Linked DNA regions of Mus musculus: region 1 is linked to region 2. A link is a loop called in an ENCODE intact Hi-C map of the cell type or tissue named here. Cell type or tissue: heart. All regions are shown on one strand. Links, peaks and the distances in the headings refer to the core of each region. The heading gives the core; the rest is flanking DNA.

Region 1 (16,372 bases), core at 4,312-12,311, 300 kb after region 2:
TTCTGTCTTGCTGTGCTATCGGGGAGATCTCCCACACTCTCTGGACCAGAACTATTTCAGATCTTAGAGCATTCGTCTAGACTCTTTCAAGGACTTGAGCATCCTTCTTCTGAAAATCCAAAATTTGAACTCGGCTGGCCATCCCGTGTCACTCACAGACACCGACGGTTTGAGTTTCTGAATTGGAGATACTAGAGCTGTGTTACCAAAACTGCACTGAAGACAGAATATACCTCAGCTACCTGTCCTTGGAAAATCCGAGTCCGTCCAGGTGTGCGCCCAAGACCTCTGCCGCCTCCTTTAATGCCCCAGGTCTGCTTGCTTTTGCTTCCCCCTAGGGTATGGAGCCAGACTCTGTGAAGCAAGCTAGGCTCTCCAGCCCCTAGAAGAACTGCCTGCCCAGCCGAGGGAAGGGACCACAGCCTCCATTCACCATTCATTGCTAAGCCTGGATCCGGGGGAGCCTTTGTGGCAGGAACAAAACCTGAGGATCAGCTGTTATCTGAGAGGCCCCTCCCGGAAGCCTGAGAGGTGCGCTGTGCCCCTCCTGGGCCCTGCAGTAGAGAGCCATGCCCTGGACGCTCCCTACTCCCCTGGGTGTGAGGCTGGGGGCGGGGAGGGGGGGAAGGGGGCGGACAGAGAGTAAAGTAGAATTCTGATTCCAATTTCATCCTCAGAAGACTGGGTCGTGGCTTGATCCTATTATCAAATTTGAGGCTCACAAACTGTACCCCAAGTCAGATCCTGCCACCATCCTGAGTAAGACAATTTAAAAAGGAGAGCGGGCTGGCTCCGGTGGACACACCTTTCATCCCAGCACTTGGGAGGCAGAGGCAAATGGATATCTCTGAGTTCGAGGCCAGCCTGGTCTACAAAGTGAGTCCAGGACACAGAGAAAACTTGTCTCACAAAAACAAATAGACAAAAAAAAAAATAGAAAGCAGAAAAAGATTTCTTGAGTGTGGTCACATTGGGAGTAGGGACAGAGAGTTCACAAACTTCCCACTCTTGGGTCGGCTCTGAAGTGAGACTAATGGTTAAATGGAGAGCTGAGGATGTGTACATCTAGGCAGCCTGGGTCAAGGCGCGGTCCCATACCCACCCACCCATTGTTGTCTGGGCTTTCAGCCTCAGCAGTAGGGTGGTCCAACAAGCTATGTGGATTCTCCCATCAGGGGACAAATTCCCTCCCAGAAGGGTAGGGCCTTTCCCTTCTCCCATTTTGAGATTCCTGGGGAAATTCCAATTTATGAAGTTGCTAATTATTTGGGCTGCACTGTTTCCTTGGCCTGATAGTCACCTTGAAAGACAAGGTCATCCCTTTAGAATGTCATCTTTTCTGCCAGATCTGTTTTAATGAGAAGTCTCTGTCTCATTGTTCACTAAAGGAGGACATGGCAGGCCCAAGCACACACACACACACACACACACACACACACACACACACACACACACAATGCAACAAAAGGAGACAGGGTAGTGGGTACCACCAGCAGGTTGAGGATTCTCAGAGGTTTCAATGTATAGAACTCAGACCATAGCAAAGGCTGGGTCTGAATGCAGAATATGCACGTGTGCCCTTGTGTGCACACTTGAGCAGAACCCGTGACTGCTTAGAGTGAACCTGCTCCCCTCCCCCACCCTCTGGGAACACCTTCATAACGTCCTCACTTCTAACCAAGGGCCCTATATTACAGGACTGAAGACTGTGTCCCTAGGGAGAAAGGGAAGCCCCGCCTGCTGGGGCTCTCCAGACCCTGCGGATCAGACTGCACATTAAAGCTGCGAGTCAGCCCGTGTCTCTCCGAGGCTTTGGGCTACAGTTTTTGCCTGGCTTGAGCCCCAGGCATTCTAGGAGCCAGATTCTCCCAGCTAAGAGTGATGAACAACTCAGCTGTAGACCACCCCTGGGGGCATCTGAGAGCATCAGGGTGTGTGTGTGTGTGTGTGTGTGTGTGTGTGTGTGTGTGTGTGTGTGTGTGTGTTAGTGTGGTGTGTCTTTTCAGGAGCCCTCAGCTCTGAGCCAGGATCCAGGGACAAGGTCCCCAAGTGGAGGAGGTTAAGGCAGACAGCCATGACTTCATTTCTAGGCAAGGGGACTGGAGCCCCAAGGTCACACTCCTGGGCTACCGCCAGCCAGCAAGGACAGAGACTTTAGGACTAGCTTATTTAACAAACGAGTGTGGACGCATATGGAGGTTTTTCCGACCCCCACCCCATCCCTGGCTCTCTCTCTCTCTCTCTCTCTCTCTCTCTCTCACACACACACACACACACACACACACACACACACACACACACACACACACACACACACACACAGTCCTTCTCTACTGACCTTCTGGGTCTCCCTTTCTTTGTCTGTCCCTTCTCTCACTATCCTGTTTTGTGGAGGCAACAACTTCCCCAGCGTGGGCGACTCTGGTGTGGCTCAGGCCTCAGCCCTAGTAGAGAAGCCTGCCCCTCGCTGGAAGGTCTGTCTGAGAAGCTGAGACCCCTAGCTCCTGCTTCCACATCGAGTCTCCTCCAAGTCTCTTGTCTACACTCTGAGTGTCTAGGATGTAGTTCCGAAGTGGGAAATAAGTTTTAAAACACACAGCCGGGTGTGGTGGCGCACATCTTTAATCCCTGCACTTGGGAGGCAGAGGCAGGTGGATTTCTGAGTTCGAGGCCAGCCTGGTCTACAAAGTGAGTTCCAGGACAGCCAGAGCTATACAGAGAAACCCTGTCTCAAAAAACCAAAAAAAAAAAAAAAAGTTTTAAAACACAGTGGAGCGCTTGTCTATCTCAGAGGAAGGGAGGCCTTGAGGTTCATCCTCAGAATTAAGCAAACACAGTGACTGGGGTGGTAGGTGGGTCCCATGCTGCAATCAGAGGAGACCAGGGAGCCCGCGGCTGCCTAAGGAAGCATGGAAGTGTGGGGCAAAATCAGGCAGAAGAGGAAGGGCATCTCCTTGCCCAGGTGCTGTTTGTATTTTGATGTTAATGCTGCTTCCTCCAGAGGGGCTGCCTAGACAGGGAGTGGATCACGTACTTGGGTGATTTCAAAGGACCCTTCTCCCCATTTAACTAATAAAGGCCACATCTGTGATCGGGCAGTGGAAGGGAAAGGTGGGGCTGGAGATTTTAGAGAGGGAGAAGAGAGGACGAAGGAGAGGCAGCCAGAGAAAGAGGAGGTGGAAGAAAAGTGGAGTAGAACCATGTGTCCCAGAGACACCACCAATAGCAGGGGATCTCGTAGCTGGGAATAGAGCAGTGTAGTGGCAAATCTGCCCAATCAGGGCATACAGCTTATAAATACTGTAACTGAGTTGTGTGCTCTTTGCAAGCGGTTGGAGATTTACTGCAACACGTGGCCAGATTAGCTTCTGTGCTTCTTAGATCCCTGGGTACTTCCTGAGAGGGTGAGCCTCCTCCACCCCCACTTCCTGAGGGACCCCCACCTAGCACAAGGGACTCCAAAGAAGTACCAAGCCCTTGGCTGGTCGCCACTTTGCCCAGGACAACCATACTGCACTTGTCCCTCTCTACCCCTGCTTCTCGTGCCAGGCAGAGGAAAAAGTGCTGGACAATTCAGGAACTGAGTCACAGGTCCTCCAGACACACCCTGTGCCCTCCCTGTGCCTTGAGACACACCCTGTGCCCTCCCTGACCTCAGTTTCCCCATCTGTGTAAGTGAGGCTTGCCTCTGCGTGGAATCCCACCTTCCTGTCTGCTGTATTTCTTTACCTTCCCATCTCCATCTCTGGAAGGAAACTGAAACATCTAGGCAGGAATGCGGCCTGCCTCCCAAAGTGCAGAGGCACCCCCTTAGCCTGACCTCAACTCCCCCAGACCTGAGGCACTCGGGCACCCGGGGGCGTGCAAGGACAGGACCTTGGATGCCATCATTGGGAGGAGAGGGGCACAGTGTGTGTGTCTATGTGTGTGTGTGTGTGTGCTCACACTGTAGAGTGTGCACCACTCTACAGTCAATGGGTCAATGTTGATCTCCCTAGAAGCCCTGGAGTCAAGCCGGGGCTAGAGAGGGATGGGAGGGGTGCCTGAGTGTAGAGAGGAACTTCCCCCTCCCAAGCCAAGGTTGGGGCCCATTGGTAGGAGAAGTGCAGTCAGGGCAGCCTGAGTGGCAGCCACCAGCACAGTAGGTGTTGCTCTCTGCTTGGCTTCTGAACTTGACAGGGAGGGCAGTTGAGGCAGCTATATGGACACCTCTGCTGGCTACAGGAGCCTGGAGTCTCCTTTGCTCCCTCCTCCCTCCCTCTTCCCTCCCTCCCTTCCTTCCTCCTCTTTCATGTTCCTCTTCTATTCCCCCCCCCCTTCCTGAGAGCCTGGTGTTAAACATTTACCAGCCCCTGGCTGGAGGCCACCACCAGTATCCCCAAGGGATCCCTGCCTTAGAAAGTCTGAGCTCAGATGCCCTGAACCCTGGTCTCAGGCCAGGTGACAGATCTGAGCCTGTGGTCCGAAAAACGTAGGGGAAAGGCCATGCGTTCCTCGTCACTAACAATTAGCTTCTCTTTTGACGCCATCATGACAATTTCCTGTGCAGGGCAGGGAAGAGTCCTGACTGTCCCCTTTGTGGTAAAGATTGAAGGGCTTACAGGTTCAGAGCCCCTGGACACGAGGGCAAGCCCTGCCCTGTGACACTGTCATCAATTGAGTAAATATTTGCCAAGTACCTCACTTAACCTCTGGGGTATGTTTCTTCAGCTAGACGGGCTCATTTGGCTGCATTCACTATTCATTCGTTCATTCATTCATTCGTTCATTCATTTGTTCATTCATTCATTTGTTCATTCATTCATTTGCTCATTCATTCATTCGTTTGCTAATTCATTCATTCTCTCACTCATTCATTTGTTCATTCATTCATTTGCTCACTCATTCATTTGCCCATTCATTCATTCATTCACTCACTCATTCATTTGCTCACTCATTCATTCACCCCCCACTCATTCTCTGGGTAGCTCCTGTCAGGTGGTGTGTAGGAAGATAGCAACATCTGGATATTTATGCCATGAATCCTGGCTCAGTTCTGGCTCAGCCCCACCTTCTTATGTTTTCTGGGCCTCAACCTTTCTTCCTGTATAATGGCGTCATGCAAGGGAGCTTTCCAAGTTCTCTCTGAGTCTACCTGGTGGAACAAGGCCCCAGCTGAGGCCACTGGTCATCAGGGTGACTAGTCCAGCAAGAGCTCAAAAGGTCACCAGCTCACACCCTGGAACAAAGCTCCTGCCACAAACTCATGCCAGTAACTTTAGCTCTCAGGAGGCTGAGGCAGAAGGATGGCAAGTTCAAGACCATCCTGGGATAAATAGCAAGTCCCTGTCTCAAAGGTTGAAAACCAAAACATGAGATTAAAATGGTCAGTTGTAGAGTGTGTACGTTATTACAATAAAGACACAAACCAGAATGGTGCCTGGCTCAGTGAGTGATGTAGCCTGCTGCCAAGCCTGACAGAGTGGGATCTGTAGGACCTACAGGGCAGGAGGAGAGAATGGACATCTGAAGGCTGGCCTCTGACCTCCTGGCACACACACTGTCATACACACACACACACAGACATATACACATACACTGTAATACAAAGATTTTGTTTTGTTTTGTTTTGTTTTGTTTTGTTTTGAGACAGGGTTTCTCTGTGTAGCCCTGGCTATCCTGGAACTCACTCTGTGGACCAGGCTGGCCTCGAACTCAGACAGAGATCTGCCTGCCTCTGCCGCCCGAGTGCTGGGATTAAAGGTGTGCACCACTACGCCCAGCTTTTTTTTTTTTTTTTTTTTTTTTTAAATTAAGAAATACAGAACAGGGCAGGGTAGTGCACACCTTCAATTCCAGAACTTGGGAGACAAAGGCAGTAAGATCTCTGTGAGTTCAAGGTCAGCCTGGCCTACGATGCAAGTTCCAAGCCAGCCAGGGTTACATAGTAAGACCACCCCCACCAAGAGAGAGAGACACACAGACAGAGACAGAGAGAGACGGAGGGAGGGAAGGAGGGAGGGAGGGACAGAGACAGGGAGGGGAGGGCTATTTGCTGATTTCTAATTTTATTTTATTTTTTTTCCATTTTTTATTAGGTATTTAACTCATTTACATTTCCAATGCTATACCAAAAGTCCCCCAGATTTCTAATTTTATTTGCAGTGCTTCACTGGACACTGCCACACAGCAATGATCAAACCGGACAAACATCCCTGGTTTTGCGCAGCGCATTCTGGGACGGTGCTGTCTGGAGCGCTCTCTGGCCGGAACGCCAGGTGGAAGGGTGGAAGGGCGTGCTCTGTATCTCTGTATCGGCTTTGCACAATCCACTGGCCACTCACTTCCAGCGGCCGTTAAGCATTCCAACCGCAAACAAAGAGAAGCTGCCTGCTTTCGGTCTTGCTCACTGTGATGGACTCACACAAAAGCTGGGTGTGTTGGTACAGGCCTGGCATCCCAGCTCGGGAGGCAGAAGCAGGAGAATTATCACACGGGGCTGGCCAGAGCTGCATAGCAAGACCTGGTCCTACAAAAATAAAAGTTAAGGCACCGAGGTGAGGCACAGCTGGTAGCGTGCCTGCCTAGGAGACACAAGCTACGGATTCCATGCCCAGCGGTGCAGAAACTGCATGTCATACCACACACCTGTTAGCCCTGCACACAGGAGCTTGAGACGGGGATCAGGAATTTCATCCTCAAATGCATAGTGTTTGTTCTCTCTCTCTCTCTCTCTCTCTCTCTCTCTCTCTCTCTCTCTCTCTCTCTCTCTCTCTCTCTCTCTGTGTCTGTCTCTTTCTCGTTTTGGCTGTCCTGGAACTCACTGTGTAGACCAAGCTGGCCTCTGTAGGTCCTTCTGCCTCTGTGCCAGGTAGTATGCACTGCTACCGCCCACCTGGCTGCTTTTGTCTTTCCAAGCTCCCAGTTGTTGCTCTTGGGCTTCATGGACATCCTACATCAGAGTCTCCCTGTAAAGTGTAGAGCCACCCCCACCCGCCCCCAGGCCTGGTTTAGACCTCTAGAGCCTTCATCTGGGATACAGGGCCCGGGACTCTGTTTATCCAGCTTCCCCAATGAATCTGACAGGAAAGGTAGGTTCTGAGACCCATGACCCAGCTGCTTACAGATTCCCTGCTGGAAAGAAATTCTGTGAGGACTTGACTGGGTCATGCTTTGAGGTGGCGTGGTGAGAGTCTCCCCACTCCAAACAGGGCTTCCCCAGCTGAGAACACACAGGCTTCAAGACAATGGATTCTGCCCAGCAGCCAATGAACTCCCTGCAAGCTCGCACTGTTCCCACAGAACAAACGAGTGGCATTACCATGCTGTCTCCAGTGGGCTTGAAGGGTCCCTGGAGGGTCCCTCTCCCATGCCGCGGAGCCTCCCATCTCCCCAGCTCTCCAACTCAAGGCTCTCTGGCCCTAACTGCTGGACAGTGAGAGGGAGAGGCTTGGCCAGGTGCCCCACCCTACAGACTAGCCTGGTCAAGCAAGCAAAGGAAGGAAGTGGAGAGAGGCCCGGGCCAGCGGACTCCACTCCTGGTAGGGCTGACACAGGCCTCAGGAATTTGAAAACAAACATTGGGACAGGGAAGGAAGAGGCTGCCCCTGGCTGCTGAGCCAGGCCAGCCCTTCTCCGGGGCAGCGGTGAATTTCAACCCTGCCCGACTGTGGCCCAAGGCTGGAGTTGGTGTCTGGAGAGTTTCCACTCCACAGATCATAGTGTTGGGAGGTGGAGGGGCAGTGGAGGATGACCCCCCTTCCTCCTCCGAACCCCAGAACATCCTGGCTGGAGTGAGGGAGGAGAAAGGGCCAGAGGACCAGAGAGCTGGAAGGAGGCCCAGTACTAAGGGGGATGCCCATTAAGCACTTGTTAGTCGCCTACTGTGTCCCGAAGGCTCAAGATGGAAGTATCTATCTTACTCTACAGGGCTGGGGAACCCCGAGGGGAGAGTATCAGGGGGCCAAGCTTAGAAGCTCTCTGCAGAGTCTGGACATGGTCTCCTAGAGAAAGCAGCGTCTGAGATGAGCCCTGAAGGGCCAAGTCTAACCAAGCAGGAAGAAATTTTATTAATGTCACCCTCTACAGACCCACAGCCCAGTGAGTGGATGAGACAGATAGGAGCAAATGACTGTCATTGTCCCATCCCCAGTATGTGTGAGTGTGTTTGTGTGTGTGCCCATTGCTGGTGGTCCCACTTGGAGACCTCACTGAGACACTTCCAAGCTGTGTGGCTTCGGGCCAATGACTTAACCTCTCTGAGCTCCCATCCCTGAAACGAAGACAGTAACAGTTCAGGCTTCACAGGGCTTTTGTGTCAGCTCAGTAAGTTCACACAGGTTAAAGAGCCAGGGACAATCCAGGGTGTTAGTAAGAACCATAAATGCCTACTCTGACGTCATTATTTAAGCGCTAGCTCACACATTCACCTTCATTCATTCATTCACCCTTCACTGATTCACTTCCTCCCTCAGCTCACCACGCCCACACTCCTCCCTCGCCACCAGTCATCTGTTGGGCAATCCCCAGGTACACAGCGGCCTCCGGCCAGCTCCTGCTTCCCAGGCTATTCTCCCATTCCCAACTGTGCCTGCCACCAAGCTGCTAATGACTCTTACTGTCCTCTAATTCCCGAAAACCTCCAACAGTAAGGTCTGGGTTGGGACAACATGCTGAGAACGGAACCCAGGTGTGGGCCCTAAGCCCCCAGCTCCTTGGCCAGAGCCAGGCCTGGGCAGGGAGAGATGGCTGAACCCAGGGCGCCCACTGATCTCCACACCTCTCCTCTCTTTTCACTTTTAGTTTGGGGCAGGGCCTCACTAAGTTGTCCAGGCCTGAAGTTTTGCGATGCCCAGCAGCTAAAATACAGGCAGGTGTCATCAGATCTATCTTCCCACCCCACCCACCATCATCGTTATTCTTCAACAGGGTCTCACGTAGCCCAGGCTGGCCTTGAACTCTGTATGTAGACCAAGCTGGCCTTGAGTTCTATAGATGAGATGACATTGATTTTTTTTTTGGTCACTGTTGGGGTTTTGGTTTTTTTGGGGGTGTTGTTGTTGTTGTTGTTGTTGTTTTTGGTTTTTCGAGACAGGGTTTCTCTGTATAGCCCTGGCTGTCCTGGAGTTCACTTTGTAGACCAGGCTAGATTCAGACTCTACCTGCCGCTGCCTCTGCCTCCTGAATGCTGGGATCAAAGAGGTGAGCCATCGCCACCTGGCTGACATTGAACTCGATCGATTCTCTCTCTCTCTCTCTCTCTCTCTCTCTCTCTCTCTCTCTCTCTCTCTCTCTCTCTCTCTCTGTTTTTCAAGACAGGGTTTTTTGGGTTCTTTGTTTGTTTTTGTTTTCTGGGTTTTTTGTTTGTTTGTTTTGTTTTGTTTTGTTTTGTTTTCAAGACAGGGTTTCTCTGTATAGCTCTGGCTGTCCTGGAACTCACTCTGTAGACCAGGCTGGCCTCGAACTCAGAAATCCTCCTGCCTCTGCCTCCCAAGTGTTGGGATTAAAGGTGTGTGCCACCACTGCCTGGCTTGATCGATTCTCTTGACTTCGGCTCCTGCGAAAGCCCCAGACTCAAGCTAGCTCTGCTGCAGCTGGAAGCCCAGAACCTGCTGAGGGAGCTTCAGAGGCAGCTGATTGACAGCCAGCAGCACTGAGCAGAGAGCCCATGCTTTCCTTCCCTCCTTCCTCACAGGGCCTTGGAGAACAGGTTGGCCTGGGGAGGAACCTGCCACGATTCTGCAAGAGCCATTTCCTGAGTGCCCTCCTCATGTCCAGTCCCCTACGGGACACTTTAGATACTTTCCATAGCATCACACACGGTGGCTAACATCTCACCCACAAGGCAGCTGTGCCTCAGAGAAGTCGAGGGACTTACCCAGGACCGCACAGCAAGGAAACATGGTCCTGCATTCAAATCCATGTTTGACACCTCAGCCTAACAGAGACAACAGGGTTGGCATCTGGGATTGGAGAGCGGCTGGGTGGGGCATGAGGTGATGTTGGGGCCACAGGGTGGGACCAGAGATGAGAAGAGTGAGGAGCCACAGTACAGGGCGGGTAACGGGAACCTGGCCAGGCCAGGTCCTAGGCCCCTGGGCAGGCCCTGAACGCAGCAGGCTTGTCCTGTGGGGCTGCTTGGGCGATACCAACAGTGCCTGCTGACTCAGTGACTGCGTTGGCTTTTTCCTGGAAAACAGCAGCGGTGATGGGGGTGAGGAGCGCCGGGGAGGAAGATGAAGAAGATCCTGTTCCGGGAGAAGGAGGTGTAGGCACCTCTCCTGCTTTGCATACACAGAGTCCCGAGTTCAATTCTCCACACTTTCCCACACACTCCAAGTGCCTTGACACTTCCTCTGCAGACCCAAGAACCACCTCTGACCTATGATGGTACCAGCCGGGCACAAGTGCCCACCCTAGCCACACTGCACAGCTTGGGGGCCTGTCCCCACATGCCTTCCGCAGAGATCCATCTGGCCCCACCCTAAGGGGCAGTAGAGAAGGCTTCTGGATGACGGGGTCTCCTGGGCCATCTCCTTAGGGACTTGAGAGCTATATTTGCAGTGGGGACCAACTTTAGGGGCTCAAAGACCTCAAGGGATGTCGCCCCGCCTCCACTCCCAACCCCGCCCCAAGACTTCACACTGCTCAGCTGGGCCCAAGAGGATAGATGGAGTTCAAGAACACCCCAGTCCTCAGGCACCTGGCAGGACCAGTCACAGTCATTTGTCACACCCCAGAGGAGATAATGGGATCAGGGACTGTGGCCTACTGCACATTACATTGGCCCTCACACCCAGTGGGGGGCACGGGAAGAGTCCCACAGAAGCATTCAGGGGCCAGCAGAGGGATTGAAGCCAGGAGTGGGGTGTGGGCTTCCCCGGATTCATCACCCATGACTCTCAGCCTCCGTGGGGCTGCTGTGCTTAGGGTACTGTGCTGGCAGATGTGGGAACAGCTCGGCTCCCGCTCTGGTGCAGGGCTGGGAGGACGCCGGGAAGCTGGCTGGTAGGCGTGGGGAAGCTGGTGATTGACAGGCATGGAGAAGTTGACTGGCAGGCATGAGAAGCTGATTTCCCTGGTATAATATTCTCACCGTGGCCCGTCTGGAGCAACACAGGACTCTCCAGCAAGGGCTACTGGACAGCCCGTCCGACGAAGCCTCAGTCCAGCGTTAGTGGGTTCCTCCCCATCACAGCCGCCAGCCTTCCGAAGAAGCTGTTGTGAGAACAGCAGGCACCACGTGCTTTGAGAGCTAGGGAAGAGGGGAGGCTGGGGTGAGCTCACTATTGAGGAGGCTTTGGCTGGGAGATGTCTCAGTGGGTAAGAATGCTCGCTATGCAAGCGTGAGGCCCTGAGTTTGGGTGCCCAGGACCCACGTAAAAGGCTGGGTGTGGCTGAGCATGAACCCTCATAGATGAGGGGCAGAGACAGAAGACTCAGGACTCTGGCAAGGGAGTCGAGCTGGGTTTCAACCTCCAGGCTCAGTAAGAGAACCTGTATCAAGGAGATGAGGTGGATGGTAGGGGAGGACATTAATGGTCTCCACACACTCACCTACCTGTACAGCACACACAGGCACGCACAGATGCACACGCGCGCGCACACACACACACCCCATACATAGACACACACCACACACTATACATAGACACACACACGTGCCCACACACACCAAACATATACACCATACATATACACACACCACACATGCACCCACACAACATATATACACCATATATATATACATACCATACATACCACAAGCATACACACCACACACATTACATGCACACATACCATACACACACACTATACACAAACACACACACACACACATACACTCAGATACACAACACACACACTCACACACACTCTCCCATACACAGCACACACACCCTACATACAGAACACAGACCACACCACACATTCACACAAAGGGCTCCCTGGGGAGACAATATGTCAGGTAGGCCTGGGTTCCCGGGAGTCGTTTGCTGTGTGAGCTCAGACTAGTCCCAGCCCCTTTCTGAGATTTGGTTTCCTGCGTGGTCGAAATCTGGACGATACAAATAGAAAGGATTCCTGGGGCTTCTGCTAAAGGAGGCGCTTCGGTAAACAGCCTGATACTTTGGTAAACCACTGTCCGTGTTGGCAACTGTTCTGCCAAGAACTTGGGCAAGCTGCTGCAGCGGGCAGCCTAGGCCACGGGTCACGAGCCTCTGAGACTAGCTTATTCCAGACTTGGAGCAGAGACCAGTGCTGAACGGGCTCCTGATCCCAGAAGCTGTGCCTTCCCTCAGCTCCTGTCCAGCCTGCGGCAGCTGCCTCTACCCTACCCCACGACACAGTTGAGCATCAGGCTGACTCCATCCACCAACCAGCACAGGGAGACCACAGGGTGTGGCACGCAGTCCTCCAGCCCAGCCCCAGCCTCTGCTGCCCCCTGGTGGCTGCCTAAGAGAACTGCTTCTCCTACAGAGTTAGTGAACTGCCGCTGCTCGGGTCAGTTTGTGGAATACCTCCTCCCTCGATTTTAGGATGCGCTTAAGCAGAGGGCAGGATTCCGATGAAACCGGACGGCGCCGCTTTCCTATCGTTTTGTGCCTTGTGGCGCACCTGCGGAGGTGGATGACAAATCTGGGAGTCTCCTTCCGTGTGGGTCCTGTGGATTGAACTCAGCTGGTCGGGCTTGGAAGCCAGGGCCCCTAACTGCCCGGCAACCTCCTCAGCCCTCAGACCGGGTTTAATCAGAGGGAAGTGGGACCTTGGCAAGTCACCTCTCAGAGCCTCGGCTAGCTGTAGAACGGGATGATGAAATCAGGGTGGGAAGGATTAAGAGCCCTGAGCCTGGCGCCGAGGTTGAGCTGCAGACAACAGGAAGGCTGACTGTGGTTCCTAAGAATCACTGCCTCCGAGACCACGAGACTCCACCCCTTTGTACAACACTTCCTCTAAGTCTTATTCACTTATGTGTATGGCGTGGCTGTGTGTATGTGTGTGTAAAGGTGTGCCACTGAACAACTGTGAAAGTCAGAGGGTAACTTTCAGGAGTTTGGCCTCCCCTTCCATTCATTGTGTGTTCCAAGGACTGAACTCAGGTCATGGGGCCCACGCTCGAATATTTTAACCTGCTGTGCCCTCTGACCAGCACAACTCATTTATTCATTTATTGCTTTGTATGTGTGTGTGTGTGTGTTTTAAATTTTATATGTATGTGTGTAAAAACATGTGTGCTCAGATACCCACAAAGGAGATCTGACGTGGGTGCTGGGAACTGAACTCAGGTCCTCTGGAGAGCAGAAAGTGTCCTCAACTGCTGAGCCATCTCTCCAGCCTCCTCTTTTGTCTTTTTGAGACAGCCGAGGGTGACCTTGGAGTTCAGATCTTCTTAACAGCCCAAGTGCTGCCGGCATGCACCACCACACCTGGCTTTATTAACTGTTTTCGAGACAGGGTCTCGATGTATAGCCCAGTCTGGCCTCAACCTCTCCATCCTCCTGCTCCAGCTTGTAAGGCTGGGATTCCAGGCACACACCATTACAGGTGCTGGCACTGCCACCTTCCAGCCACACTGTTACCATGTAAGGAAACTGAGGCCCAACGGGGATGTGACAGCAGCCGTTTCATAACCCAGCCTGGAGCCCCCTGCCTCTCAAGATCCCTGGCCTTGCCCCTCATATCAGCACTGGGCCACCAGGCCCTGCCAATGACCATTCTCAGCTCAGGGGCAGCACCAGCCAACGTCTTGCAATGGCCATCCTGGTCACCCCCCTGCACCCCGCCCAAGCAGGCGCCTGTACATCCCGTTCTTCTTCATGCTCTGTGGTGAGAATTGCACAGCTCCACTTCCTCCACCCACCCATCTGTTTGTGACAGTCCCCACAGAAGGGAAAACCTGCCCGTGTCAGACCAGGGTCCCTCCTACCCGCATGTCACCCATTCCTTTTGTTCCTTCTCCCAAGAGTCATGAAACATGACCTGGGGAGGCCACTTGAGAAGGGGACCTTGGAACAGGAAAGAGTCTCTTGGGAACAGGAAATAAGTCCTCAGCCCAAGTTCAAACACAGGTCAAAGCTGCAAGAGTGGCCAAGCTGGTCTCTCGGTGCCCAGGACTGCTCAGCCAAGGCAAGACAGCTTCCTCCACAGCCTGAGGACACCCTGGCCACAGGGCCACCACGTTGTTCCTTGGGGACTGAAGGCTGCTGCTGAGGGGAGCAGAGGCGCATGGCTCTGACTCAGGGCTATACAGGCTTGGATGTGACTCCTGCCCCCACAGCCCGGGTCCATGTGTTCTCCATGCAGGGCCACAGCGCTAAAGGACAGGGAGGTCCCTGCCCTCATAGCCCAACAGGGAGAGACAGACAGTAAATGAACCTACAAATGAGCCAACAGGGAACACATGGTGCTGAGGAGAAGGGATGAGCACGTGTGCAGCAGCCACCAGGAGGCGAGTGGGTGGCACCTAAGGCCTGAGCTGTAAGGAGAAATCGAGGACGGTCTGCAGGGAGGCAGAGGCATACACCCCCCCACCCCCACCCCACCCCACCCCACCCCACCCCCACCCCCACCCCCACCCCACCCCCCAGACAGGGTTTCTCTGCGTAGCTCTGGCTGTCCTGGAGCTCACTTTGTAGACCAGGCTGGCCTCGAACTCAGACATCCGCCTGCCTCCCAAGTGCTGGGATTAAAGGCATACATTTTTTGTAACTTTTTTGTTTGTTTGTTTTGTTTTGTTTTGTTTTATTTCAAGACAGGGTTTCTCTGTATATCCCTGGCTGTCCCGGAGCTCACTCTGTAGACCAGGCTGGCCTCGAACTCAGAAATCCGCCTGCCTTTGCCTCCCGAGTGCTGGGATTAAAGGCGTGCGCCACCACGCCCGGCACAACCTATTTTTAATAAGGGTTCAACCGCTCCTGTAGCCCAGCACCCAGCAGAGGTGGTGGAAGAGAAGAGCTATGAGGATGTGGAGGAAGTGGACCTGTTCAGCAATAGTTCTTAGAGGGTGAGCCTGATCTTCATTGGCAGCGGTTCAGTCCTGTAGCAAACACCAAATGCAACTCAGCATCTGCAGAGCAGTCCTCGCAGCAGGCAGACACCAGGCACGAACCAGCAGCTGTAGCTCAATCCTGAAGAAACCACCAGGCTTGCCATCTGGCCTGAAGCAAGGCTGCAGAAGCAGCGAGCTGCCGCAGGAACCTCATGAGCAGTTCTTGAGTGAGTTTCTCTCGATGGCAGCGTTACCACAGGTTGAGTTAACAACGCTCTGTCAGGCGAACCGGAGCGTATGGGTGTCTTTCAACGAATAGCAAAGTTGAACAAACCAATGCTCAGTGCTCATCTCCCACTGTCTGTGGGGTCATATTTCACACTCCTTTATTGTAGCCGATCCCCAGCCCTGTGTAGGCTGCCTCAGACCTTGCTGCTACTGTGAATGAGACCACCTGGGGTGGAGCCTAGATGGCCCTATTGTTCTGTCACCTGCCACTGCTCTCAGCTGCTGCTAAGAGGCTGAACCTGTCCCCCTGAGATATTCCTGAGCTAGCCACAACCTGTGGACTTGGCGACCTAATGCTAATAGCTCTGACAGACTGTTGTTAACAACTTAGTAACAAAGCATCAAGAAGCCTGGCATGGCAGGGGATGGGTCTCCCCGCTTTATAAGCACAGACTCTTAGTAAACTTTGATCAGAAATCTGTCTTGATCTCTTTACTTCTCTCGACATTCTCTCCTATACAGCTCTGGCCTCCCACACAGGAACCCAGTTAGTGTGGCTGCAGGCGGCTATACTTCATCACAGGTCCTTTCACGTGTTTGCTATGCCAAAACATCCTTTCACCTGTGTCTGCTTCAGGAAAACATCCGTTCATTTTATCTTTGTTTTTTGCTTTGTTTTCAAGACAGGTTTCTCTGTGTAGTCCTGGCTGTCCTGGAACTCCCTCTGGAGACCAGGTCTGGAACTCAGAGATCTGCCTACCTCTGCAGAACATGTTGAGTTTTGTTGCTGTTGTTATTGTGGTTGCTGTTGTTTTCCGTGTGCATTGCTGTGTGTCTCCCATATATGTTTAGGTCAGGATGTCAGATCCCCTGGAGCTGGAGAGATGAACAGTTGTGAGCTGCCACGTCGGTGCTGGGAATGAAAGCCAGGCCCTCTGGAAGATCGGCCAGTACCCTTAACCACAGAGCCATCTCTCCAACTCCCAAGAAAGCATTTTAAAAGAGTGATTCTTGGTGGGGGGTGCGGGGGGAGGGAAATAAAATCTAGAATGTAAATAAATAAATAAAAGATTAAAGAGAGAGAGAGAGAGAGAGAGAGAGAGAGAGAGAGAGAGAGAGAGAGAGAGAGACAGGCATGGTGGCACACACCTTTAATCCCAGCACTTGGGAGGCAGAGGC
Region 2 (15,591 bases), core at 2,949-10,948:
TACTTGGCACACAAAAGGCTTTGATTTCAGTCCCTAGTTCTGAAGAAAGAAGGGAGGGAGGGAGAAAAGAAAGATAGAAAGATAAAGACAGAGGGGGCTGGCGACACCCCCTGGTTGAGGCATGTTTGTGGGTTGGCCAAAGCAGAGGCTTTCTGCCCCAGGATACTCTGGAGAAGTGTGGCAAGTGCGGAGAGGTGGTCCAAGAGCACGTGATCCGGGCCCTGGGCAAGGCCTTCCACCCACCCTGCTTCACCTGCGTGACCTGTGCCCGCTGCATCAGCGACGAGAGCTTTGCGCTGGACAGCCAGAACCAGGTGTACTGTGTGGCTGATTTCTACAGGTAGGAAGGAGACTGGGGCTTCGGGAATGGGGAGGGCAGGGCGGGGCTCTGGCTGGCTGGAGGGGTGGCAGGGCCAGGCCAGTACTTTCTCCCATGCTGACTGAAGCCTGTTAGCTTCCCCACCTAATTCACAGGGTGTCTGCTTGAGGCGTTGAGTCCCTGAGCTCCGACAGACTCCTCATCTGAGGTGCTCCACAAAATTCTCAGATGAAGCTTTCTTCCTTTCTTTGTGTAACAGCCCTGGCTGACCTGGAACTCATGCTGTAGACCAGGCTGGTCTCGAACTCACAGAGATCTGACTGCCTCTCAGAGTCTCCTGAAGGCTGCCGCAGCACGCGTCTAATCTTCAGAATTTTTATGGCTAGGGAGGACAGCGGAAGAGTATGTTTTAGCAGAAGTAGAAACTGCGGCACACAGTTCCCAAGGCGGAACGAAGCTTCCATTTGAAGACTTGATTTGGGAGCTGGGTAGTGGCTCAGTTGGTAGAGTGCCTGCCTAGCATGCGCTGGGTTTCCTTCCCCAGCACCACATAACCAGGCTGTGCTGGGATTGCCACCGTAATCCCAGCATTCCAGAGGGTCAGACGCTTAAGGTCATCCTTGGCTACCCTATCAAGTTCAAGGCCAGCCGAGGCTATATGAGACCCTGTCTCAAGAAAAATTACAGGGCCTGGAGAGATGGCTCAGGGATTAGGAGCAATGGCTGCTCTTCCAGAGGTCCTGAGTTCCATTCTAGGCACCCGCATGGCAGCTCACAACTGTCTGTAGCTCCAGTTCCAGAGGATCTGACACCCTCACACAGACATACATGCAGGCAAAACACCAGTGTACGTGAATTTAAAAACATATTAATTTTATTTATTTATTTATTTATTTTTGGTTTTTCGAGACAGGGTTTCTCTGTATCACCCTGGCTGTCCTGGAACTCACTTTGTAGACCAGGCTGGCCTCAAACTCAGAAATCCACCTGCCTCTGCCTCCCAAGTGCTTGGATTGAAGGCGTGCGACACCACTGCCCTGCTGGGCAGTGGCATTTTAATTTTTTAAAATGACATTTATAGGAAAACTTATAGGACTTGATTTGGGACCTTGCTTTCAGACCCTAGGCCATGTCTCTTTCCTTGGGAAATAGAGGGATGGGAAGTAGAGGGAGGGAGGAAGGAGTGGGGAAATTTATATATATACTTATGATATGTGTGTGTGTGTGTGTGTGTGTGTATATATATATATATATATATATATATATATATATATATATATATATATATACATGACTACTCTTGCTTTGCCCTGTTTGAAAATAAAGAGATGGGGTGTGGTGGTTCATGCCTCACGTGTGATCAGCATGGACTGTAAAGTCCTGTCTTGAAAGATAAGCGAACAGCTGCACTCCAGAAGGCAGAGGCAGGTCGATCTCTGTGAATCCAGGCCAGCCATTGCTACACAGTGAGAGTCTGCCTCAAGAATAAGTAAACAAATAATACACAGACAGGACTGCCAAGATGGCTCAGTGGATAAAGACGCTTGCCACCAAGCCTGATGACCTGAGTTCAATTCCTGGGACCCACAAGGTAGAAGCAAAGAACTGACTCCTGCATGTTGTCCTTGGATCTCCAAATACAACTAAATAAATACGCTAAAAGTTTTTTTTTTTTTTTTTAATTAAGCAAAGTACAAGATAATGGGTGGCCTGGAAAACTCATCTCACATCTGACGCTTCCCGGGGAAAACTGGCCTCTGGCTAATTGCACAATGGGTAGCTGGATTCATGCCACTGACCCCATCCTCCCACCCCTGTCGGGAAGAGTAGACATCATTAGCTGCGCAGATGCGGTCACCTAGCAACCTCGGGGGCGGGGCGCGGGGTGAACTGCAGCTTCACACCTTTGACCAGCTGATTCCTTGGTCAGTGTGAGTAGTTGACTTTCCTGGCTTGTGCTCCCTGTCCATCTAGGAAATTTGCCCCCGTGTGCAGCATCTGCGAGAATCCCATCATCCCCCGAGACGGGAAGGACGCCTTCAAAATCGAGTGCATGGGAAGGAATTTCCACGAGAACTGTTACCGCTGTGAGGTGAGTGGAGCTGAGGTGAAGGGCTGTGGCCATGGGCAGCCCTGTGCCAGAATCTCTCCTGCTCACTGCCCTCAGCAGAGGCTGAGAAAGATGGAGATAAAAACATAGGTGGCGAGCCGGGCGTGGTGGCGCACGCCTTTAATCCCAGCATTTGGGAGGCAGAGGCAGGCGGATTTCTGAGTTCGAGGCCAGCCTGGTCTACAGAGTGAGTTCCAGGACAGCCAGGGCTGCACAGAGAAACCCTGTCTTGAAAAACCAAAAAACAAACAAACAAAAAAACAAAAAACAAAAAAATACCATAGGTGGCAAACTGGACCATGATGGCGCACGCCTCTAATCCCAGTACAGGAAGCAGAGGAAGTTGGAACTCTGATTTTGAGGCGAGCCCCAAGACAGCCAAGGCTACACAGAGAAATCAACCCACTCTCAGAGAAAACGAAAACAAAAACAAACCAACCACACATGGCTATATATCACAGTTAATTGTGTGCTCACATTGCTTACTATGGAAAGAGAATATGTTCCAGAATGGTGGGTGGTGACAGCATCGTTAGCAAGTGATATCCCTGGGCTATCACTCTACCTCCTGTTCCTGCCTTTACTTTGTTTTCTGAGTGTCGGCACAGCACATGGGCATAGCTGGCTCAGGTTTGCATCCTTAGAAGCCCCCAAAGTAGACTCCACTGTGGGGTTCTACCCCCACCGCCAAGAAGGCTCCTGGTTGGCCTGGCATGGGTTTGTTGCCATGATACGTACCATAATTAATAGCAGGTTGGTTGAGGAAAAGATCCGCCATTAAGGGAAATCAAAGCAGGAACCAGGGTCAGAAACCATGGGAGAATGCTGCCTACTGGCCCAAACTCTCTTGCTCTGGCATCCTTTCAGGAAGATTTCTTATACAGCCCAGGGTCCCCTGCCTCAGAATTGCACTTCCTGCAGTGAGCCGGGGTCTCCTACATAAATTAGCAATCAAGAGACCGTCCCCATCCCCACAGACCTGCCACGGGCAGATCTGATCTGAGCAGTCCCTCAATTGAGACTCCTATAGATAACTCTGAGCTGTGTCAAGTTGAAGACTCAAAACATGGAAGATTCTAGGTGTGTCTAGAGTGCAGAAGGCTTAAGGGGTGAGAGCTGATGGGACCAGGAAGGGGTAAGCACTTCAGGCTGAGGGAAGGAACCAGCTGGGCTGCGCTGGGCTGGGAGGCTGCTTAGAACTGGTACAGAAGGCAGCTGGAGAAATGGCTAAGCAGTTAAAAACACTGACTGCTCTAACAGAGGTCCTGAGTTCAGATCTCAGCAACCACATGTTGGCTCACAACCATCTGTAATAGGGATCCGATGCCCTCTTCTGGTGTGTCTGAAGACAGCGACAGCATACTCACATACATGAAAGAAAGAAAGAAAGAAAGAAAGAAAGAAAGAAAGAAAGAAAGGAAGGAAGGAAGGGAAGGGAAGGAAGGAAGAAAGGAAGGAAGGGTAGAGGAAATGCTGGACAATTGGACAGTGCTCACACAAGGGCCTGTGATCAGAACTGGGTAACTACAACTTAGTTTTTCTTTCTTTCTTCCCCCCCCTTTTTTTTTCTGGCTTTTTCGAGACAGGGTTTCTCTGTGTAGCCCTGGCTGTCCTGGAATTCACTCTGTAGACCAGGCTGGCCTCGAACTCAGAGATCCGCCTGCCTCTGCCTCCTAAGTTCTGGGACTAAAGGCATGTGCCACCAGCACCCGGCCATTTTGATCTTGGGACTGATCCAGCAGTGGGGCTTCAAGAATTGCCTAACTCCCTCCCTGACACTGCCAGCCCCGTAGCTCCAAGCTTTCTGTGCTCTGGTGATAAAGACACAAGTGGTAGTTTTTCACTTGTGTGGAGAGTCCCAGGGCAGGGCCCCTTAATCAGCAATGAGTAATTCTAAACATTTATTCTCTTGTATTTGTTTTAAAAGATAACGCAGGGCCATGAGGACCTTGGGAGAGACACTGATTACTTCCTAGGGTCTCTGACTTTGTCAGTTAGAGTTCAAGGTCCATGCAGCTGATAATGTATCAGGAGAGGCCAATGAGGAAGATTGAGTGCTGTTAGCTCTTCCAGAGCCCCATAGAGTCCGAAAGTACCAAGCCTTCATAAAAGCTTGGCTAAGCACATAACCCCTATTTCCTGTCCACAGTGACTTTGGCTGAGGCTGCCTGGCAAGTCAGGATTTGGACTCCAGGAAATTACATTTCAGTTGGGACTGCATTTAAACCCTGTCTTAAACTGACCCTTAAAAACAAACAAACAACCCCACAGATGTAAATCTCAAACTATAGCAGCCCAGAACAGAACTGGGTTCCAGTTTTCCCAGGGGGGAAGAGGGTCTCCACCTATTTATTGTTCATGACCACCTGACTCTGGTCCGCAGTCCGTGTCTTTTCTTACAGTTGTTGGAAAGATGACAGTATTCTTAGAGGTGGAAAGTGCTTTTTAATTATAAGACTGTCATACGCATCACCTTAGGAAATCACAGCAGTCTTGGGAGATAGCTTATAGTCTCCATTTAAGTTGGAAAAACCTGAAGGTGGCATGGTGACAAATACTTGACATCCTAATATTGGGAGGCTGAGGTGGGAAAATCGGGAGTTCAGGCCAGCCCGGGATAGACTTAGTTTTCCAGAGCACCCTGGGATGTGTAGAGGGAGTCTTTCTCAAAACAAAACCGAGGCGGTGGTAGGATCAGGAGTTCAGTCATCCTTGGCTACTTAGTTTGAAGCCAGCTTTTTATCTTTAAGGCTGGGCAGTGGTGGCACACGCCTTTAGTCCCAGCACTCGGGAGGCAGAGGCAGGCAGATTTCTGAGTTCGAGGCCAGCCTGGTCTACAGAGTGAGTTCCAGGACAGCCAGGGCTACACAGAGAAACCCTGTCTCGAAAAACAAAACAAAACAAAACAAAAAGATCCTATCTTTAAATGAAGAAGGTGGGGGGAGCTGAGGTCCCCTGGGGAAGCTCCGTGCTGGCGGGATCCAGGCTTGGAGACACCCACACTTGCTTCTGTATCCCCAGGACTGCAGCGTGCTCCTGTCTGTGGAACCTACCGACCAAGGCTGCTACCCACTGAATGACCACCTCTTCTGCAAGCCCTGTCACCTGAAGCGGAGTGCTGCTGGTTGCTGCTGAAGAGTCCCGATAGCTGGCCCTTCCCTGACTTGGTTTCCCCTCCTGACTTTTCTTGAGTACTTTCTTTTTGAACCTCACTGGGCACCAGCACACTGCTCAGCCCATAGTGTCTAAATGCACAGACAGGCTTGAGACACTGGGCTTTGGCCTCCTAGTACACAGCACCCCCCACCCCCAGACTTTCTACTCCTCTCCCTTCATTGACCAGGAGGCCTCTCACCACCAGACTGCAACCCTGGTCCATCTCTAGTGCTGCCCTGACATGTTTATGGGGACAGGTCTCAGGATGATACCTGTGTCTCTGACCATGATGCTTAGCTGCCTAGCAGAAGGCGCTGAGACCTCAGCTTAGATTGTAGAGCTAAGTTGTTTGAAGTGCGCCTTCTCAGCCACTCCAAAAAGTATTTTTTGAGAATATAAGTGTGTAGTAGACATGATAGCACACACCTTTAATCCCAGCACTTGGGAGGCAGAGGCAGGTGGATTTCTATGTTCAATCTAGTCTGATCTACTAAAAGATTCAAAACAATATTCTTTGGATTTGGGGGAGAGAAATCTTTGAATTTTTCTCTTTTTCTTTTTTTGGTGGGGTAAAATCAGTAAACATCTTCCCTTGGTTCAGGGGCTGCGAAGATGGCTCGGTGATGAAGAGCGAGCTCTTGCTCCTCTTGCGGAGGACCAGAGTTCATTTCCCAGCATCCCTCATGGAGGCTCATAACTACCTGTCCTGCAACTCCAGTTTCCGGAGAGCTGGCGCCCTCTGCTGGCCTCCTTGGAACCTTAATGCATGTGGTGTACACGCTTACACTCAGGCACACACACATACATTAAAAAAAAAAAAACAATTTAGCCATGTCTAATGGCAAACACCTTTAATCTCAGTACTTGGGAGGCAGAGACACATGGATCTCTGCATTTGAAGGCAGCCACAGCTACAATCTTAAAATGCACAAACTACTGGGGTTTGGTGGTGCAAATCTGTGATCCCAGTGCTGGGGGAAATTGCCAGAAGCTTGCGACCTGCTTAGACTTCATAGAATTCCCAATCAGTTTTGGCCACATTCAGAGATTTGTCTCAGAAAATAATAATAAATCATAAGTGCATAGAACGTGAGGTAGCGGCGACCCAGCCTTCCTTCCTGTAGAATCCGTGCTGAGCTGGGCTCAGGATGGGAGGGAGGATGGTCACGTGCCTCTGCTTGCTTCCACACCCTGTGAGCTCCTGTGAGGGGCTCCCAGACCTGGATTAAGAGCCTTTGATTTGCTAAGGAACAAGTTCGAGGCTGAGCCTCCTTCCTCCAGACTTTACTGGGGCTCTGGCCTCTACAAGTGCGCGCACGCGCGCACACACACACACACACACACACACCAAAGAGGCTAGGGAAAGAAGTCACATCTCTTTGGTCTCCCATGTGTGCCACCCAGCCTCCACTTCAGCTTTGCTGCTAGGCTGCCCGTAACCACTGTCTCTGTGAAGCCACACCTAGAACATTCTCCCTCTTAAGGAAATTCACTTTAAGGCAGGCAAGATGATTCAGCTGGTAGAGGTGCTGGCTTCCAAGTCTGATGGCCGGAGTCCTGTCTCTGGGACCCACAGTGAAGGAGAGAGCCAATTCTATAAGTTGTCCTCTGGTTTACACCTGCATACCAAGATACACGTTTGTGCACACACATCTAATAGAGATAAAATGTAAAGTAGAAAAAAAATCATTTTTGTGCTTTGTAACTTCTAAGTTGCACACAGAAAAAAATAAACATATGTTCTTTCCTTGTGTCTTGTTTTTGTCTGGGGTGGGGGGAGTTGGTTGTTTTTATTTGGGGGTTTTGTTTCAGTGAGATAGTGTCCTGAGTATCCCAGGCTGACCTTGAACTAACTATATCGTCCTGGATTGCCTTGACTTCATATCCCTTGTCTCCAACTCCTATATTCTGGAATTCTAGGAATCGAACCCAGAGCCTCATGAGGCTTCGTTTTAAATATATGGGTAACTGGGGGTGGGGGGTGTCGCAGTGATTTGAATACACTTAGCATGTATGTACTTGACTGGCTTCTGTCCCCAGCACCAAATTATATAAATATATACATATATGAATTAATTAAAGGGAAGCTGATAAAGTGGTGACGTGCATTGGGACTCCTGTGAGGGGACATGCATTACCCCGCTTAGGGGTCCTGGGAAACTAGGCAGTAGTTTGCAAGTTGCAGGTTCTGGGCTGCGTCAAGGCAGATGTGGCGTTCAGCCGCTAGGGGGCAGCATGAGCCAGCGAGTTGATACCCGGAGCCAAGGTTCTCTGGCTTCTCACCAGCTTCTCAACGCGTAGGGTTCTCAATGCTCATATTTCGGAGAGAGAAAACATCCCAAAAGAGTGACGTGGTCATGAAACTTTTCCACCTGTCTCAGGAATGCGGCCTCTCGAAAGGAGACCTGCGGCCGGAGATTAAGCCAGTCGCTGGCCCAAACTGTCACCTGTTTGGAGGGGATGCCCGGAAATTCAAGAATGAGACCTGGGAACTTGGACTCTGAACAAAGGACCATCAGGAGTTGCTGGGGAGCGCTGAACTTGCCCATGGCCCTGTGCCAGGGTCCCTCTCGCCTGAGGCCACACCCAGGTGCTTGGAGTATGACCTCACTAGCATGTAGAGCCTGTTGCTGCCTATTCAACCAGAAAGACCTTCAGAGGGGACCAGGTGATGGCTGAGCAGGCCTGTGCATGCCAGAAGTACCGGAAGGAAGTGGAGGCAGGAGGAGCCAAAGTTTAAAGTTATCTTTGAGGACATAGTAAGTACCAGGTTGGCCTGAGGTACTTTGAGACCCCGTCTGGAACGGATATAAAGAGGTATAGGGTGTGTGGCACACACCTGTAATTCCAGAAATGGGGGGTCGGGGGCGCAGAGGACGGAGGATTGCTTAGAGTACAAGGCCACCCTGTAATACGCAGAGAGACCATGTCTCAAAAACAGACAAGCTGGGGCGGTGGTGGCCTACACCTTTAATCTCAGGGGAGGCAGAGGCAGGCAGACCTCTGTGAATTCGGGACCAACCTGGTCTACAGAGTAGATTCCAGGATAACCGCGGGTGCATTGTGAAACCCTGTCTCAAAAAACAAACAAGAAGGGCCTGCAAGATGGCTCAGTGGGCAAAAGCTCTTGCCACAACGCCTGACAGCCAGAGTTCAGAGTTCGATTCCCCAGCACTGCATAAATCAGGAGTGGAAGTGCCTGAGTGTGGTCTAGCACTAGGGAGAGGAGGCGGGAGGACCAGAACTTCACTCTCATTGTAGAAATCTCGAGGTCAGCCTGGAATGCATGAGACCAATGTTTCTCAACACCTAAACAAACAAATAAATAAATGGACAAAAACCTGAAGGTCATTTGTTTATATATTTTTAATTTGTTTTTATTTTATAGGTATGCCTGCAAGCATATCTGTGCACCTTGTGCTTTGAGAAACCAGAAGAGGATACCAGGGCACCTGGCACTAGAGTTACAGGACATTGTGAGCTACCAAGTGGGTGCTGGGAATCGAACCTGGGTCCTCTGGAAGAAGAGTCAGTGTTCTTAACCAGTGAGCCATCTCTCCAGCCCCACAAAGCCTTTTTCTTTGCATTTATTTATTTCTGTGGAGGAGTAACTGCATGCCACAGCTCAATTGTTCCTACATGTGTGTGTGTGTGTGTGTGTGTGTGTACAACCTGCAGTTCTCTCCTTCCGCCAATGAATTCTGGCAATCTTAAGACTTGGTGCCAACTGCCTTCACCTCTGATCCATCTCACTAACCGTATGTGTGTGTGTGCGTGTGTGTGCCTGTGCACATGCCTGTGTGTGTGTCTGTGTCTGTGAGCGTGCACGCACACACATGTGTGTGTTGCTGCAGCAGCTGGACATTACAAAACCATATTCTCAGCCCTGAGAAGGGAAGCATTTGATGTGTTCGGTCCTTGAAAGAGCTTAGCCCAGCCCTTGAACTTTAGAGTGTTTTGCAATGTCCTCTGCTCCCCAAGAAAAGGCCTGGCATCCGGTGTGTGTGAATCACACTTCTCAGAGGCTGGACTGTGGACTGAACCCTTTCATGACCTGCCTTGTGTGGAAAATGCCTGGGCCTTGGTCAAAAGCTATGAGCTGTCCACACAGCACATTCTTCTTGCTGGTGGCTGGATCCCAGCTTTTCCCCTTGTCTGGAAGCTGTTTTATAGCTCTGTAAAAGGCAGGTGGGTAAAAATCCTGTCCTGTCTCGGTAGGTTTCCCAACACCTTCCCCTTGTGGAGAAACTGATATCTGTTAGCACACAGATTTCTCCATAGCTGTTCTAAACTGTGCCGTGTGGCTGCTCTTGGAGCCGAGGACAACTCCCACCCAGCTTTTCCTTCCTTATATGGGGCCGGAACCTGTGTCTTCTGAGAGTCTGGGGTCTACCAATGAGCTAGCCTGGAAAATTTTCACTTAATACTTCCTTTACCAGGTGATTTTTTTGGAAGGCTTCATCAGGGGGACCCCCTAAAGGAAGTAGGGTAACAGTTAGGAAGCAGCTGCCTCGGGGCAGCCTGGGAAAGAGCGTTGAGCTGACAGAGAAGGGGGAAGGAACTGAGGAAGGGACAGTAGGAGGGACAAGGTGAGTTCTGGTTGGCTGCTCCTCTTGTTCTGAGAAAACCTGTGAGTTTTGAGTGGAGGGTGGGGAATAACTGACAGTCTCTACATTCCTGTTTTGGGTGAGGCTGGAAGGTCAGGAGAAAGGCAGCCCTGTTTCACCAGGGTTAAGACTCAGGGTCTGGCAAGTTCTTAGTCAGGATACGTGAAGTCCTACCCACAGGAACAGGCCCCATTTGGGGGGGCACAAGCCACATTTGGGGGGCACTGAATCTTGGCCTCCCGAAGGGGACATCCAAACCTGTCCTTTGCACAAGGAGGCCAGGGCTCCAGGTGACACCACTAGACAATTCATCCACTGTGGCCTCACACCAGTGGGTCCTCCCGTGTCTGCTGCTCATCGATTTTGTTGTGAAAGGGTCTCATGTAGCCCAGGCTGGCCTCCAACTCCAGCTGTGGAGACCCGGGTGACATTGAACCCCTGATCCTCCTGGGTGCTGGGATTGCAGGTCTGTGCTACTGTGTCCAGCTTTCCCATCCTGGGCTGACTCCTGCTATAGGCAGGGCAGTGCTGGGTAGGTAGAAGCAAGTGGAAGCGTGGACTAGGGTCTGTTCCACTGATACCCTGAAAACGGAGGCAGGAGAAAGAGCCATGCATGGAATTTGAGAGAAACAGCAGGGCAAAGAGTCTACCTTGCAGAGGGTGTTCAGGACACAGGTCCAGGGGAGTGGGTGGTGACAAGACAGACAATCCCAACAAATCCCAAAGGTGGCAAGTGGTGGCAAGATGGAGTGGCATGAGCCTGGTAGAATTTTAGAGATGAAAGCCAGGCATGGTAGCATACGCCTATAGCCCGGCCCTTGGGACTCAGAAGCAAGAGGATTATTACCTGAGGCCGACATGCTCTACATAGTGTGTTTCAGTCTAGCCTGAGCTACATAGGGAGTCCCTTCCTTGAAGGAAAAGGAAAAGACTCTAGAGGTGAGAAGTCTCCCTTCCCGGCTGGCCAGCAGCCGCACCTAGGCGTGGCTTCCAGGCTTCCACTCCGAGGTTCTCCTTACCCCTCCCACATGCTGTTACCTTCCAACCCCCACTTACAGACAACATCAGCCTGTGGAGGCGGGAAGGCTGAGGAATGAATGGGGCTGTGCAGATGAACTGGAGTCAGACTTAGGACTAGACAGGCAGCCACTGTCTTAAAAAGCAGGACACCAGGTCGAATCCACTGTCTCCTGCATGAGATACGGTTCGACCCGGAGCTCTGCCATTATGGCTCTGCCATGTGGTTGACACCTCTGTCTCCTGCGGGAGATAAGTGTCGGCCCGGAGCTCCGTCATTAAACTACCTCATGCTTTTATATCAAAAAAAAAAAAAAAAAAAAAAGCAGGACACCAGCACTCAGGAGGCAGAGGCAGGCGGATTTCTGAGTTCGAGGCCAGCCTGGTCTACAAAGTGAGCTCCAGGACAACCAGAGCTATAAAGAGAAACCCTGTCTTGAAAAACCAAAAAAAAAAAAAAAAGCAGGACAGTGGCCTCCAAGGGTGAGAGCCATTTGCCCCAGAGGAAGTGGTCACTGGGTCCAAGGGTCACCCTCCTCCCTCCTTGTGCACTTTGACCCCAGCCCTGAGGCAGACACCACCTGGACTCCTGGGGAGGTGGGAGGGAGTAGCTTGCCTGGGTGGGGCATCAGCTGTCCTCCTGTCCTCCATCTGCCCTTTGGGCACCGACTAGGAGGCCACGTCTGCACATCATGCCCAGTCCCCCCACACCCTCCGTCTGAGGCTGGTAAGTTTCCACTTTGGCTCCTCTGTCGTTTGAGTCAGGATTGACCTAACACCTAGGAGAGGCCACAGGAAGCTGTGAGCTTCCTTCTCCTGGGCCTGAGCTCTGTCGGCTTTCGTCCTCCGACAGTGTCCTTCCACTCTCTCAAGGGTGGATGATCAGAAATGGCAGAGAACAACGTGCCACCACTGTGCTGGCACTCTGATGCCAGAAACGGCATCCACCACTAGAACAAAAAGTGGCTGAAGGGCAGGGCAAATGACTGGGGAACTCCTGGACCCAGGATCCTGGGGAGCAGCCCCAGAGGCCCAAGTGGCAACCACTGACGAAAGACCTAGCAGGTACCAGGCACTAACAAGGCAGGCAGCCCTAGGGGAGGGTGGTATGTCCCCATGTTATACAGGGAGTAACCTGGAGTGCAAAAGGCATGATATCCACAAAAGGCTGGCCCATCAGGCTTTGTGTTAGCATTCTGCCTAAGCCCCACAGTTATCTGGCAACAGCCAGGTGTGCTGACCCACTAAAAAAGGGGCTGTTCACCCCTCCCTTGCTATTCTCTTCCCCCCTCCCCATTCTCTTTCCCCTTCTCTCTCCAGGTGCTCATGGCCAGTCTCTATTCTCTTCCTCTCCTTCTCCATCTCCTTCATCTTCTCCTCTTCCTCCTCCTCCTCCTCCTTCTTCTTCTCTCTCTCTCTCTCTCTCTCTCTCTCTCTCTCTCTCTCTCTCTCTCTCTCTGCCTATAACTCCCCTCCCCAGGCCCTGAATGAACTCTATTCTATACTCTACCTTCATGTGTGGCTGGTCCCTAAGGGGGAAGGGATGGCTCAGCATTGGCCCACTGAGGCACCCCCCCTTCCCCTATACCTGATTGCACCTCCATAGAACATATCCCCCGCTCCCTTTATCTTTGTTTGTTTGTTTGTTTTCTTTTTCAAGACAGGGTTTCTCTGTGTACTCACTTTGTAGACCAGGCTGGCCTAGAACTCAGAAATCCGCCTGCCTCTGCCTCCCGAGTGCTAGGATTAAAGGCATGCGCCACCACACCCAGCTTCTCTTTATCACTTCACTTTGTGTGAAGACAGACAGACATGTGAGCTTCCCTGAGGGTAGGTGGGAAGGTAGGCAGAGGGCAGATTACCTCTGCTGGGATAGCTAAAGAATGCGGAAACAACCAAAAGCAAGGGAGTGGGGTTGGTGCAGTGAGGAACAGAAGGTGCTGGGCCAGAGGTCAGTCTGTGGTCACAGGACGTGAACCTTAGCTGCCCCCGCCCCCATGTGACTTGTTTGTTTCCCTCAATTGTCAGCGCGCACAGAGCAGCCTGTACAGGCCAGCCCTTAGTAAGTATGTGTGGAATGAATGCATCCACCCTCGGGAATTTGGAGAGAGGTGACTTACAAACTGGAACCCAGAGAGTCATGTGGAAATTGGTGATGGCCCACACACAGCCCTTCTGGAAACTCTAATTGTCTTCTTCCAGACCAGATCAATCAATGTCTGTAAGAGTGCTAGAGAGGGCTGAAGAGGTGGCTCAGGAGCCAAAAGCAACAGCTGCTCTTCTGGAGGACCTGGGTTCCATTCTCAGCACCCACATGGCAGCTCACACCTGTCTGTAATTCCCGTTCCAGGAGAACAGATGTTTCTTAGGCATAGTGCATACCTTTAACTACAGCATTCCAGGAGGCTGAGGCAGGAGGATCACTCCAAGTTCGAAGCCAGTTTCAGACCAGCTAGGATTACATATCTAGACCTGGTCTTGAAAGAGAGGGAGCCAGCTCTGTGGCAGCTCTATGGCACGCAGCAGAGTGTCACCCCTCTCTGTTGTGAAGAAGTGACACACCAGAAGAGGGTGTCAGATCTCATTACAGATGGTCATGAGCCACCATGTAGTTGCTGGGAATTGAGCTCAGGACCTCTGGAAGAACAGTCAGTGCTTTTAACTGCTGAGCCATCTCTCCAGCCCCATAAACCTATTTTTTTATTCTATTTATTTAGGCCTCTTACGCATCTGCTACTGAGCCACCACACCCTCAGACCCCCAAATTATATGATACATATGCATACATGCACACGCACGCATATGTCATATACACATATATAGTTTATTTGTGCGTATGTATGTAAATAGGCCTGCCGTGGCATGCAGATAAAGGTCAGAGGTCAAGTTTTCGGAAGTGAGCTCTCTCCTTCAAGTTCTATGTGGGTCTCAGGGACAGGATTCAGGGTGTGAGGCTTGTGTGGCAACTGCTTTTACCCATGAGTCACCTGGAGCACAGCCCTCTGGTTTGCTGTGACACAACCTCCTTATGTTGCCCCAGCCTGGACAGGCTGTAGGGCTGACCTGGAATTCATTATGTATAACTGACTGAGCTCACTGGTGCGGTGAGCCTCCTTCAGCTACCTCCCCCGGGTTACTCTGCTCCTTATGGGAGGCTTTTGTGATAACCCTATACAACAGCTACATTCCTGGGCCACCCTACTCCAGGATCCTGAGTAGGTTACTCCTGGGGGTTCTTATCTGACTTCCACGGGCCATCCACACACCTGGGTGCACACACAAAAACCATTTTTTTTTTAAAAAGGTTTATTTATTTTTATTTTTTGGATTTTCGAGACATGGTTTCTCTGTATAGCCCTGGCTGTCCTGGAACTCACTTTGTAGACCAGGCTGGCCTTGAACTCAGAAATCCGCCTGCCTCTGCCTCCCAAGTGCTGGGATTAAGGGTTTATTTATTTATTGATTTCATGTATATGAGTACACTGTGGCCATCTTCAGACACACCAGAAGAGGGCGTCAGATCCCATTACAGATGGTTGTGAGGCACCATGTGGTTGGTGGGAATTAAACTCAGGGTCTTAGGAAGAGCAATCAGTACTTTTAACTGCTGAGCCATCTCTCCAGCCCACAAAAACAATTCTTGAGACAGGGTTTCTCTATGTAGCTCTGACTGTCCTGGAACTCAGTCTATAAACCAGGCTGGCCTCAAACTCACAGAGATCTGCCTGTCTCTGCCTCCCGAGTGCTGGGTTCAAAGGTGTGTGCCATCACTGCTCATCGTAAAATATAATTTTGTGAAAGCCAAGAGGGCTGGAGAGATGGTTCACCAGTTAGGAGAGCGTGTGTTGCTCCTGCAGAGGACCTTGGTTTGATTCTTAACACCCACCATGAGGGCTCACTGCCATCTGTGACAGCAGTTCCAGAGGATATGACACACTCTTCTGAACATGCCACATGTGGTACCCAGACATGCACGTAAGCAAAACACTCAAACGCATAAAATAAATAAACACACACACACACACTTGCTCTGTAGACCAGGCTGACCGAGAACTCTCAAGTCCTCCCAAGTTGGGATCAAAGGTGTGCGCCACCAAGAAAAGCCAGGAGGAGCTTGTCTGATTCTGGCCTTCTTCCTGCAGTGATAATATGTGTAGCAGTCAAGTTTATCTAACCCGATTTGTCTGCCTGACAAGTCCCACTTGTACACCCACCCAAGAGCTATCTGGATTTGTGAATGAAAGACACACACACACACACACAAACTACACACACACACACACACACTCCAGTTGATGTTAAATATGCCTTGATGAGGTCAAAGCCTGGGCAGTTCTAATCTTCCCCGCAGCTAGCACACATTACCCTCTGGTACTGCTAGC

Evidence for each region. A loop is a pair of places that touch in the nucleus more often than their neighbours do. Peaks named below come from ENCODE experiments on the same cell type or tissue, not always from the same donor. Only the 100,000 strongest peaks of a DNase experiment are listed, where the experiment ranks them.
Region 1: a loop joins it to region 2, with 2.0 times the contacts of the local background. A loop is called at or near these places in 9 of 42 quality-filtered maps.

The regions. Positions count from the first base shown.
Region 1 is chr4:141,269,473-141,285,844 of GRCm38, reverse strand. Gm13056 (predicted gene 13056) reads right to left here and starts at 7,406. Exons shown (of 2, transcript NR_151527.1): 1 at 7,301-7,406; 2 at 6,051-6,508. In heart, for the core only: CTCF peaks have their summits at 6,298 and 7,587; DNase peaks (open chromatin) are centred at 4,324, 6,335, 7,484 and 11,202; H3K4me3 peaks cover 1,894 bases; H3K27ac peaks cover 5,129 bases.
Region 2 is chr4:141,567,803-141,583,393 of GRCm38, reverse strand. It overlaps Fblim1 (filamin binding LIM protein 1), which reads left to right. Exons shown (of 9, transcript NM_001163256.1): 7 at 162-340; 8 at 2,294-2,411; 9 at 5,451-7,332. The coding sequence ends at 5,564. Among named protein-coding and RNA genes, the nearest start is that of Fblim1, 24 kb to the left of the region's middle. In heart, for the core only: CTCF peaks have their summits at 6,329 (motif pointing left) and 7,788 (motif pointing right); DNase peaks (open chromatin) are centred at 8,023, 9,513 and 10,401; H3K27ac peaks cover 538 bases.